Linked DNA regions of Homo sapiens: region 2 is linked to region 1. A link is a contact called in ENCODE Hi-C data. All regions are on one chromosome and are shown on one strand. The core of a region is the stretch at or near the end of the contact, and the rest is flanking DNA. Distances in the headings are between cores, read along the strand shown.

The links. Hi-C counts contacts between places; a loop is a spot of excess contacts on that map. Pooled maps may share reads with other maps.
Region 2: a loop to region 1 is called in a map of HAP-1, with 2.3 times the contacts of the local background. The contact joins the enhancer-like site here to the promoter of TAPBPL in region 1. A Hi-C loop is called at or near these places in 8 of 168 maps with a recorded cell type or tissue (HAP-1, HCT116, IMR-90 and 5 more) and 7 of 50 pooled maps.

The regions. Positions count from the first base shown.
Region 1 is chr12:6,450,792-6,454,285 of GRCh38, forward strand. It overlaps TAPBPL (TAP binding protein like), which reads left to right and starts at 1,251. Exons shown (of 7, transcript NM_018009.5): 1 at 1,251-1,521; 2 at 2,276-2,506; 3 at 2,656-2,925. The coding sequence starts at 1,458. CD27 (CD27 molecule) reads left to right here. Exons shown (of 6, transcript NM_001242.5): 5 at 104-223; 6 at 477-922. The coding sequence ends at 601. CD27-AS1 (CD27 antisense RNA 1) reads right to left here and starts at 726. Exons shown (of 6, transcript NR_015382.2): 1 at 1-726. RefSeq lists enhancers at 61-270, 361-520, 951-1,550.
Region 2 is chr12:6,058,189-6,065,809 of GRCh38, forward strand. VWF (von Willebrand factor) reads right to left here. Exons shown (of 52, transcript NM_000552.5): 11 at 6,949-7,085; 12 at 6,058-6,196; 13 at 4,766-4,866. Among named protein-coding and RNA genes, the nearest start is that of SNORA120, 22 kb to the left of the region's middle. RefSeq lists enhancers at 1-420, 421-928. Within about 2 kb of position 5,148, at least 5 of the 41 ENCODE cell types and tissues checked have a DNase peak (open chromatin) inside an H3K27ac peak, as active enhancers do.

The DNA of each region.
Region 1 (3,494 bases), core at 1-2,500:
ATAAGGTGGGGGAAAGGGGAGAGGCAAGGTGACAGGAGGGCTGGGCTGAGGGAGCCAAGGGCTAGACCCTCCCCTAACCCCTGTGTGTCCCCTCCTATTACAGCCCAAAGATCCCTGTGCAGCTCCGATTTTATTCGCATCCTTGTGATCTTCTCTGGAATGTTCCTTGTTTTCACCCTGGCCGGGGCCCTGTTCCTCCATCAACGAAGGAAATATAGATCAAGTAAGAGACAGAACACAGGCCTCCGGTCCTGCCCCTGCACCACACCCCACTGGCTCAACCCCACTGCCCACGCCTGGAATCTCACTGAAACCCACCAGCTCCACTTCACCAGCCTTGGTCCTACCCCTTCTCTCCCCTTAGCTGGCGTGCTCCTGACACCCCTCCCCCAAGCGCACCCGCCTCTACCCATCTCCTTCTCCCGTCTCCCCCTGCCCCCACTGCTGGCCAAGACTCATCGGATCTCCTTCTGCAGACAAAGGAGAAAGTCCTGTGGAGCCTGCAGAGCCTTGTCATTACAGCTGCCCCAGGGAGGAGGAGGGCAGCACCATCCCCATCCAGGAGGATTACCGAAAACCGGAGCCTGCCTGCTCCCCCTGAGCCAGCACCTGCGGGAGCTGCACTACAGCCCTGGCCTCCACCCCCACCCCGCCGACCATCCAAGGGAGAGTGAGACCTGGCAGCCACAACTGCAGTCCCATCCTCTTGTCAGGGCCCTTTCCTGTGTACACGTGACAGAGTGCCTTTTCGAGACTGGCAGGGACGAGGACAAATATGGATGAGGTGGAGAGTGGGAAGCAGGAGCCCAGCCAGCTGCGCCTGCGCTGCAGGAGGGCGGGGGCTCTGGTTGTAAAACACACTTCCTGCTGCGAAAGACCCACATGCTACAAGACGGGCAAAATAAAGTGACAGATGACCACCCTGCAGCTCTCCAGCTTCCTCTCTGAAATCCCAGTCCCAAAATCCAGTTTCCTGGCCGCCTCCTGGCTCAGGTCAGGATCTGGCAGAGGAGGTTTCTCAGCCGGTTATGTTGGGGCCTGCTTAAGGGCGGGGGTGAGAAAGGTCCCCAGGCTACTGTGGATCCTGTGTCTGACTTCAGATCCCCTTTTCCCACAGTTATAGCTCCACTTTTTTGGGACAGGTGGGGAGCAAAAGGGTGCAGAGGTCAGGTCTTGAAATCACCAGGGGATTTCCGGGTGAGGTGGGTGGTGAGAAAGGAAACAGCAAGCAGGGCTCTGGCAGCTGCTGCAGACGGCTTCACACAGGGACGCGGGCTGCCATCTTGCTCTAAGTGAAAGTGAAAGAAAAGTCGGCAGCAGAGGGAACAGGGAAGAAACCTAAAGGCTGCAGGCTGCCAGGTGTGCTTGGAGAGCCCCCTTCTTCCGCCGGGCCTCGCAAGCAGCGTAGGACTGTGGAGAAGGGCGGTGGGCAAGGAGGGAACTCGAGAGCAGCCTCCATGGGCACACAGGAGGGCTGGTGCCTGCTGCTCTGCCTGGCTCTATCTGGAGCAGCAGAAACCAGTGAGTCTGGGAGTCGGGGAGAGCTGGCTGGGAGAAGAGCTACTGAAGCCCCAGGGTGCCACCCTCCCCGAGATTCCAGAAGAGCAAAGGGGCCGGGGATGACCCCATCGCCTTCTAAGCCCAACAGGGGAAAGGCTCAGCGGCTGGCAAAGGAAGGAACCAATAGTGTGTGTGGAGGGAGGGTGGGGACTCCACAGGGAAAATGCTAAAGAGGGGCTGCCTCTGTGGCTGTGGTCAGGAGCCACTGTCCTACAGAGAGGGCACTGGCCTGGGAGCTGACACTTCAGAAGAGGAAAGGACTCCCCAGGTGAGGAAATCACTTGGAAGGTGACCTTGAAGGCGGGGGAGGGGAAGGCTACCCGAAATGGGAGAAAGCAGTGCAGGCTGTCAGTGCCCCAGCAACAGTAACTGTCCAGTCTCCTCTCTCTGCGGTGGCACTTGCTTGTTTTCTGAGAATTCCTTTGACTGAAAAGATAGTCTTTTATTCAACAGTTGGAAATGCAAGCATAAACTCCTCTGAGCAAGGCAAATCCAGGACTTTAACTCTCACCAAGAAGTATTTGCCTGGACTAGCAGGTGCTCTCCAGAAAGCTGGTTTGGGGATGACGGGAGAATAGAGGGACACAGAAACAGCTAGGATCTTGGATGGCAACTTTTACCCTTTGATGACTCCACAGCTTGAGGGCGGGGGCAGGAAGCAAGTGTGGAGTAGCTTTCTGGGGAAGGCGGTGCTCACCCCAGCCTTTGTCTGCAGAGCCCCACCCAGCAGAGGGGCAGTGGCGGGCAGTGGACGTGGTCCTAGACTGCTTCCTGGCGAAGGACGGTGCGCACCGTGGAGCTCTCGCCAGCAGTGAGGACAGGGCAAGGGCCTCCCTTGTGCTGAAGCAGGTGCCAGTGCTGGACGATGGCTCCCTGGAGGACTTCACCGATTTCCAAGGGGGCACACTGGCCCAAGATGACCCACCTATTATCTTTGAGGCCTCAGGTAAAAGCCTTCCACCTGTGTCCTTGGTCCTCCCGGGCTCCCTCCACCAGGACAGCCCAGGTCCCGATTACAGCCACACATACTGCCTCCCGTTGGCCCTGGTGTTCTCACGCTAATTTGCCCTCTGTGTGTGCCCTGCTTCTCCCCAGTGGACCTGGTCCAGATTCCCCAGGCCGAGGCCTTGCTCCATGCTGACTGCAGTGGGAAGGAGGTGACCTGTGAGATCTCCCGCTACTTTCTCCAGATGACAGAGACCACTGTTAAGACAGCAGCTTGGTTCATGGCCAACATGCAGGTCTCTGGAGGGGGACCTAGCATCTCCTTGGTGATGAAGACTCCCAGGGTCACCAAGAATGAGGCGCTCTGGCACCCGACGCTGAACTTGCCACTGAGCCCCCAGGGGACTGTGCGAACTGCAGGTAAGAAAATGAAAAGCAAGGCCAGGTGTGGTGGCTCACGCCTGTAATTCCAGAATTTTGGGATACCGAGGTCGGTGGATCACCTGAGGTCAGGAGTTTGAGATCAGCCTGGTCAACACGGTGAAACCCCGTCTCTACTAATACCAAAATTAGCCGGGCATGGTGGCGGGTGCCTGTAATCCCAGCTACGAGGGAGGCTGAGGCAGGAGAATCGCTTGAACCCGGAAGGCAGAGGTTGCGGTGAGCCGAGATCACACCATGGCACTTCAGCCTGGGCAACAAGAGCGAAACTCCATCTCAAAAAAAAAAAAGAAAAGAAAAGAAAAGCAAGTCACAGAAAGTTTTGCTTTTCTAAAGTGGTAAGATATGGGGCACAGAAGAAGAAAGGGAACAAATCCACCTCCATCCACACTGGTCACCTCAGGGCACCCCTAGGCCTTGGTCCTTTCTTCCTAAAAACCCCTGAGTCAGGCCAGGTGCGAAGGCCCATGCCTGTAATCCCAGCACTTTGGGAGGCCAAGGCAGGTGGATCACCTGAGGTCAGGAGTTCAAGACCAGCCTGGCCAACA
Region 2 (7,621 bases), core at 3,898-6,397, 390 kb before region 1:
AGGCTGCAAAAGGGGGGGCGGGGGAAAGTGAACTGCAGTGTAAATTTACCAGCTCCATCCCTGTTCCCAAATCATCAGAGCCCTGTACTGCCACAAGAGATTTTAGAAATTATCAGATCATCTAAGGATGGAGAAGGGAGGCCCAAAGAGGCAAAGTGACTTGCCTAAGGTCAGGGAGGTAGTGGCGGAGCTAGGGTGAGTAGGCAGGTTGAGCCCAGCCCGAAGCACTCTGCCCTCTGTGCCATCCACACCAGTGGGCCTGACCCCCCCACCCAGAGTTACGTGCAAACTCAAGGCCCCTCTATATAGAAAGACTTCGCGTTGGTCACTCGGTGTGGGCCCAGCAGGCTGCCAGGTGTGGTCCAAGCCCTCCGGGAGCTCACGGTTAATGACAAGAAACACCTCCCCACAACCTGCTGCCTGCCACTCAGGCCCTGGGCATCACTGAAGAGAAAGGGCCACGAGCCACAGAAGACTCTGAGGGTGATGATGGATAGGAGTAGGAGTCTGCAGAGGCTCTGAGGCAGCCTGCCAGGGTGACAGCAGCAAAGCAGCGGCACAGTTCAAACTCCAGGCCATGAGCATGTGGTTTACTGTCCATTCTCAGAACTGAACAAAGTTCTGAGCCCAAAGTGCACATTCGGGAACAACCAGCAGAGTGGAGCCCGCCCTTCCCCCACACAGCTGGGGGCATCTGCTGGTTTCTACGGAGAGGACCCCGATTTGAAGGTGGAGCGGGGGCTGGGACCCAGGAGTCCTGACTCCCTCTCCGCATGTCATTACCAAGGTGGGATGACCTCCCTGCGTTCTGAATCCCTCAGGGGCTAGGGTCAGCTCTTAGAGCCCCTTTTCAGCTTCCAGCTCCAACCTAACAAAATGCAGGGTTAACAATCCAGTAGAAGGTCCCAGGCCCATAGAAATCGAACCCAAGTAAACACTGTTAAGAAAGGGGACAGAGTAATGTTTCCTTGTTTGCTTGACAAATACCAAATGTTGTCACATTAGGCCTTCTCCCACCTCCTTATTTAAAATTTAAATCCCCCCAATCCTGGCACATCCTGCCCCTTTCTCTGCTTTATTTCCCCCAGGATCTATCACTTTCCGATCTATAATATAATTTACTTGTTTGCTTTGTTTATTGTCTGTCTCTCTCCATTAGAACTTAAGCTAAATGAGGCAAGGATTTTTGTCTGTTTTGTCTCACTGCTGTAATCTCAGCATCCAGAATGGTGCCTGTCTTAGCCCTTCCAGGCTGCTATAACAAAATACCACAGACTGCGTGGCTTATAGACAACTGATATTGATTGCCCACAGTTCTGGAATCTGGGAAGTCCAAGATGAAGGCATCAGCAGATTTGGTGTCTGGTGAGGACCCTGCTTTCCGGTTCATAGATGGTGCCTTCTAGCTGTGTCCTCACATGGTGGAAGGGGCTAGCAAGCTCTCTGAGGTCTTTTAAAAGGGCACAAATCTCATTCTTCATCATCTCCCAAAGGCCCCACCTCGTAACACCATCACCTTGGGGGTTAGGATTTCAACATATAAATTTGGGGAGGACACAGACATTCAGTCCACAGCAGTGCCAGCAGACACTCAGTAAGTGTTTGTTGAATGAATGAATCGTTGAACAAATGAATGAATAAGTAAGTGAATGACTAGGTTCTCCTCCTGATGTGCTGGAATGCAATGCCCGCAGTCAGGGCACCCTGGGCAAGGCGGCATAACTGGTGGTGCACCTCCACTCCCTTCCCGCCTCTCAGCATCTTTTCTCTCTCCTTTCTCAGAGTTTGATGCTCCCCAAAGGCGTTTTCATTCACCCCCACCAAGCCAGCCATCACTCCCATGTCCCACTCTAAAACCAGGTCTTCTCCCATCCCCTTGGCTTGTCTCGGAGGTCAGCTCGGCCAGGGTTAGGAGAGTGGGGGCGACACTTAGAGACTCTCTTAGTGTCACTTAGCGACACTCACTATTTGAAATAAACCTCTGGTCAGTGACAGTTCTGACTAAATGAAGCCTGTGCAAGGATCTTTTCCACACTGCTATGCCTAAGGCAGAGCTGGGCCCTGCAGGGCAGCCAGCAGGGCAGGGAAGCAGCACACAGAGGATGTGATTTCTGCTGGCTGGAGCCTTGCTGCCTGGACCGCCAGCCCCACGGGGACAAAGCGTACATAACACACCCAGGGGAAGGAGACCGGGGGGCCCCTAGCTGCACCTCCTCTTGCACCGCCTCTGCCCCAGCTGGCCTCCCTCCAGCTCTCGCCTCCACACTTCCATCCCCAAAAGCCCTGGTGTCAGTATTCTGAGGCTCCCCACCTCCTGCCCCAACTCAAACACCCCCTTTCCTGCTTCATAATAAAACCCACAAGATAGTCCCTTTCCATGAGCCCCAGGAATCTGTGTAAAGAAAAAGAAAAAAGAAAAATATATATAAAAAGACAGTTCTATAGGCCATGGGGTCATCTGACCCTGTCCTGAACCTTGGCCAAGGAAACGTCTTCTTGTTAGCTAAACTGACACAAACCCACCCCAAAGATAACCCTACATCCCCTCCCACAGAAAGAAGTTGGCTTCTCTTCTCCTCAGGGGAGAGACAAAGACCAAAGAAACCTGAGGGGAGGAAGGGCAGCTGCCCAGGATGAGAAGTTACGGCCCTGCTGATCAAGGGGAGAAAGTGCATGGGTGGAGAGCACCCTCTCTGTGAGGTGGGAAGATGCTGAGAAAGTGGACTGGCTGGCCGGGCGTGGTGGCTCATGCCCGTAATCCCAGCACTTTGGGAGGCTGAGGAGGGTGGATCATTTGAGGTCAGGAGTTCAAGACCAGCCTGGCCAACATGGTGAAACCCCATCTCTATTAAAAATACAAAAATTAGCTGGGCATGATGGTGGGCACCTGTAATCTCAGCTACTCGGGAGGTTGAGGCAGGAGAATCGCTTCAGCCTGGAAGGCGGAGGTTGTGGTGAGCCAAGATCGTGCCACTGCCCTCCAGCCTGGGCAACAGAGTGAGACCCTCTCTCAAAAAACAAAACAAACAAAAAGAAAGTGAACTGGCTAACGTGAAGCACCCCCTTGAAGACCGGGGTGCAGGAGGCAAGACTGGTCAGGAACCAGGAGACCCGAGTTCTGGTCCTTGCCCGGTAACTAAACGACCATGAGGCCTAGGGCAAGTTACTCCTGCTCCAGAAATAATGGCTCTTTATTTCCTACTGGAAAAGGGAGGTTGACAAGAGGATCTCCCAGACCTTCCTGCTTTATGGTCTGTGGTTGCAGGTTTATTTTCATAAAAGGAAAAAAAAAAAAAAAAAGGAGTTAGTTTGAAATTCCCTCAGGAGCTCTAAGACAGGAGAAAGAACATAGCCACACGAGGATGGAGGACGCCAGGATCTCCTGGGTGAAACCTGCCACCCTGCCCCTGCCACCCAGGATTATAGCAAGGACCCTGTGGAATACAGGACCCCAGGAGGCAGGAGGAGGCTCTCCAGGGATCCCAGGCATAATCTAGCGCAGTGGTTCTCAAAGTGTGGTCTTGAGACCCATAGGGGTCCCTGAGACTTTCAAGGGGTCTGCGAGACCAAAACTACTTTCATAATACTATGAAGACGCTATTTGCCTTTTCCCTCCTCATTCTCTTACAAGTATAGAGTGGAATTTTCCAGAGGCCACATGACATGCAATATTGCAAAAGATTGAATGCAGCAGTAGATATGAGAACCCAGCTGTCTCCTATTAAGCCAGCCATTAAAGAAATTTGCAGAAATGTGCAGCAGTGGTATTATTCTTGTTGCTTATTTTTGTTCTGGCAAACAGTTACTTTTCCCCAAAACAGTGATGTTTATATTAATGTGTAGTGGGTTTATTATTATAATTTTTGAATGAGTTAATAAATACATATTTTAAATGTCTCTAATTTAATTTTCAATCTGATAAATACCAATAAATATAATCCTCCTACAAGATCTTGAGGTCCTCAATAATTTTTAAGAGTGTAAAGGCATTCAAGACCAAAAAGCGAGAACCACTTTTTGTTCTGATGGGAAAGGCATGAGGCAGAGAACTAATCCTCGCTCTGCCATGACACGGTTGGTGGGGGTCAGAGTGGGATCAGTCCTCTGATCAGAGGAGTCTATCCTAGCCCTGGAAGTTCTGGAGTGCTGCACCATCCCTCCACTTCCTGTGCCCTGGTTGCCTCATTTATAAAATGGCAGTAATATTTGCACTGTCCACCTGCCAGGGTCATTTCCAGAGAAACAGTGAAAAGTATGGATTGCTATCCAGTGTGATTCCAGGACCACCAAGAACAAGAGGAAGTGGCCCACACATGCAGAGTCCCAGTGTCCAGGGGAAGAATCTGGTGGTTTCCTGAGCAACCTTTCCCGGGCAGGCTTTCTCTTAGCTGAGAGTGCCAATCTGGCTCTTCCCTTACTGCCCACAGTGGGCACCCAGGGAGACACCCCTGCTCCCGGGCCTTGTTTCAGCCGGGAGATTGGACAGCAAACCTGCTCCTTCCCCAGCCCCACAAGAGCCCACCCCAGTCTAGAGGCCCTTGGGATAGCAGAGCCCAGCAGGAAGAATCCCCAGGGCCAAGAAGGGGCATCCAGAAAACAAACACCAGCCTCATAAACAAGAGAGGCCTGTTTCTCGCTCTGGGGGTGTAGGCCATGAGGAGAAAGGAATTCTTCTCCCACCACACAAAGCCATTCTACCCAGAGCACAAGGGGTACTTTGTAAGGGTCGGGCCGCAGGGAGCCAGTACCCCGTGAGGGCACCTACCTTCACCAGCAGCCTCCCGCGGCCATCCCAGTCCATCTGCAGGTCCTCCCCGTAGCTGAGGCGCACGGAGGCCGTCACTGTATGCTGGATGCGGAGGTCACCTGGAACCCAGCAGGACAGGACTCAGGCAGAGGTGGGGAGAGGACAGGGTGGTGGCAGGCAGATGTATTTGGGAGGAAATGGGGTGTCTCAAAAGGATGGTAGCACTGAAGAGCAATGACTTAGGGGCAGATGGGGTGGCCATGAGGTTTAAGGGGGTGTCAGGAGGAAGGGTGATCAAGGTGGACAGAGCGCAAATAGGGTCCCCCAGGAAGAAGCCTCTGCACCCCCCGCTATGACCTGCCATTCCCCCTACTGCCACAGGAGGGAGGCAGAGGCTCCTGCATCCTGGGCTGTAGGCAGGTGCCCTGGAGCAGAGGGGGATCTCTTTAGCATTGACACCACGACATCTGAATGTGCCTGGGACACTCTGCCACTGCACACCACCTCATGTCTGAGCGATGCTGTGTACGACACTGAATACAGCAATTGTTGCTTCTGTGGGAAGGTGGCGACAGATAGGAGCACACCCCTTGCCCTGGGGGAACAAACATATCTTATAAGGAGACACACAGCATAACACCCATGGACGTGCTGGGTACCCACTAGCCCAAGTTCATCCGCTGTGTGCAATGCTAGGATAATGGGCGACAAAGTGGCCAGCAGTTGTGGAGAAGAAGGAAGAGTCTGAGAGCCACTTTGAGTGTGAAGTTTGGGAGCTTTACCATGCAAAAGCAGGTTTGCTTTGACCGGCACAGTGCAACCCAGGTGAAGATACTGGACAGGTAGGTTTTTTGCTACCTCTAGACAGGCCAGAGGGTCACCTGGCCTCGCCCCAAGTGGCATCCTCTGGTGTGACATCACCAGCCACCCCCGATCTCTCAGCATCAGCCTCTGCCCCTGTCCCACCCCAGAGCAAACCAGAACCACCTGCCCAAGACTCAACTCGCCCCTTTGGTTCAAGCCAAATAAAAATCCTCTCGGTTCCCTTTTCCCATCTACACTCTGTCCCAGGTCTAGAGCAACCTCTTCATCTATAGGCTTCCTTCTCTAGTCTTCCTCCTCCAGGAAGCCTTCCTTTCTTGGAGGGATGCATGCCAAGCACCCCACCCTGCCCTCCAAAAATAACTCTCCATCACATTCCCATGGAAGAGGCATGCAGGTCCTTAAGGACAGTGGCCAGGGTTGAGAAGGAGGGTGCTAAGGGATGGGCTGTGCCAGCCCCAGGCCTGATGGAGCAGGACGAAGCATACCTTTCAGGAGGGGGAGCTGGACGTCCTGGCCATCCATGGCAACTCCTGCCCCATGCTTCAGTTTCACAAGGCTGTTGTGCAGGCCAGGCAGCCGGACGGTGACGGAGCGGGTGCACACAGCGTCGCGGTCATCAGCACACTGCCAAGAGGGAACACAGGGTGACTTTGCTGCACCCCCTGCCTATCCAGCTCCCCAGCCCAGGACCCTCTTAATCAGAGAAAGGCCTCAACCCGAGAGCCTCTGGCCTTCTCATAACCTACAACTCCATTCTCCCAGAATACTCCATGTGAATGGGGCCCCCTAGAGTTGTGCAGCAAGAAGGCTTGCTAAGTGCATCCTTGCACACGCCTTCTCCCAGCCTGGCCCAGTCTCTTATAAAGAACCATGGGCCTCTGCTTCATCGTGTTCCTTGGACCTACTGTTCCAAAGAGAATCAAAGACTTTGATCCTCAAGGAAAGCCCTGTGCATTCTCTTCGTCCTCATCTTTGCTTCCATCCCTACAGAAAGGAAGCCACACATGTACCACAGAGTTCAGAAGAGAAGACCAGCCCTCTTTGCCCCCACCCCAGCCATCCCCAGCTCCAAACATCAGAGGGTTAGTTATGGGGGCAACAGGCTAGACCCAAGCAGGATGCGTCCACTGGGTGGGGAGCTGAGCCAGCCCTGAGGAGGCATTATTGTCAGGGCAGGATGCCTTCCGCCAGCATCTAGGGAGAGAGGGGATGGGCTGGGTTTCTGGATGAATGAGGAGCTAACTGAAGTCTGGAAGAGACCTCCCTCATGCACAGAAAGCAATGCCCCACGCCTTCCAGGGACTGCCCATTCAGCCTAGCAGCTATGCAGCACCTTGGGCTACCACCCGACCAGCAGCCGGGCTGGCAAAGCTCACCTGGACAGTCTCAATGACAATGGAGAAGGAGTGGTCCTGGCAATCCCGGGCCAGCAGGTACTGGCAGATCCCACTGAAGGTGAAGTATCTGTTGTCAAAGCTCTTGAAGTGTGATTGACCTGTGACAAGGCACTCCCCTGGAGAGACACAGAGGAAGGGAGAAGAATGGGAGGTGAGGGCACTTCCCCTGGGGTGGCCAAGGTGGAATGCATATGCAAGCAGGGTGCCCTTCCCCAAAACTGCATGGACGTCCTTTGCCCAAACCAGTCTAAAAACAAGTTCTACGAGAAAATTCGGTTCCTGCTCCTAAAACTGCAAGATGTCAGAGCTGGGTCATTCAGGTCAAGGCCTCATTTTACAGATGGGGCAACTAAGGAAGGTGACAGAGCCACACTCAGTCAGTGGTGGAACCACGCAGGAACCCACGCTCCTGCTTCCAGGCTCCCTGCAGCCTCCCCTCCTCCCTCACAGCTCACTGCCATGTCCCACGCTACCTGCTGGCATCAGGGCCACACCAGCCTCAGACTGGTGCCAGCGGAATGCCTGGCCAGGGGGAGGCTGCCCAATAGCACAGGGTTCTCTGAACCTGAGTGTGGAGAGGCTCTGGGAAACAGTGTCACCCCTGGAGAGTCCCTGGAGGCCAGGGGGCAGAGTAGGCAGCCCAGAGGCAGGA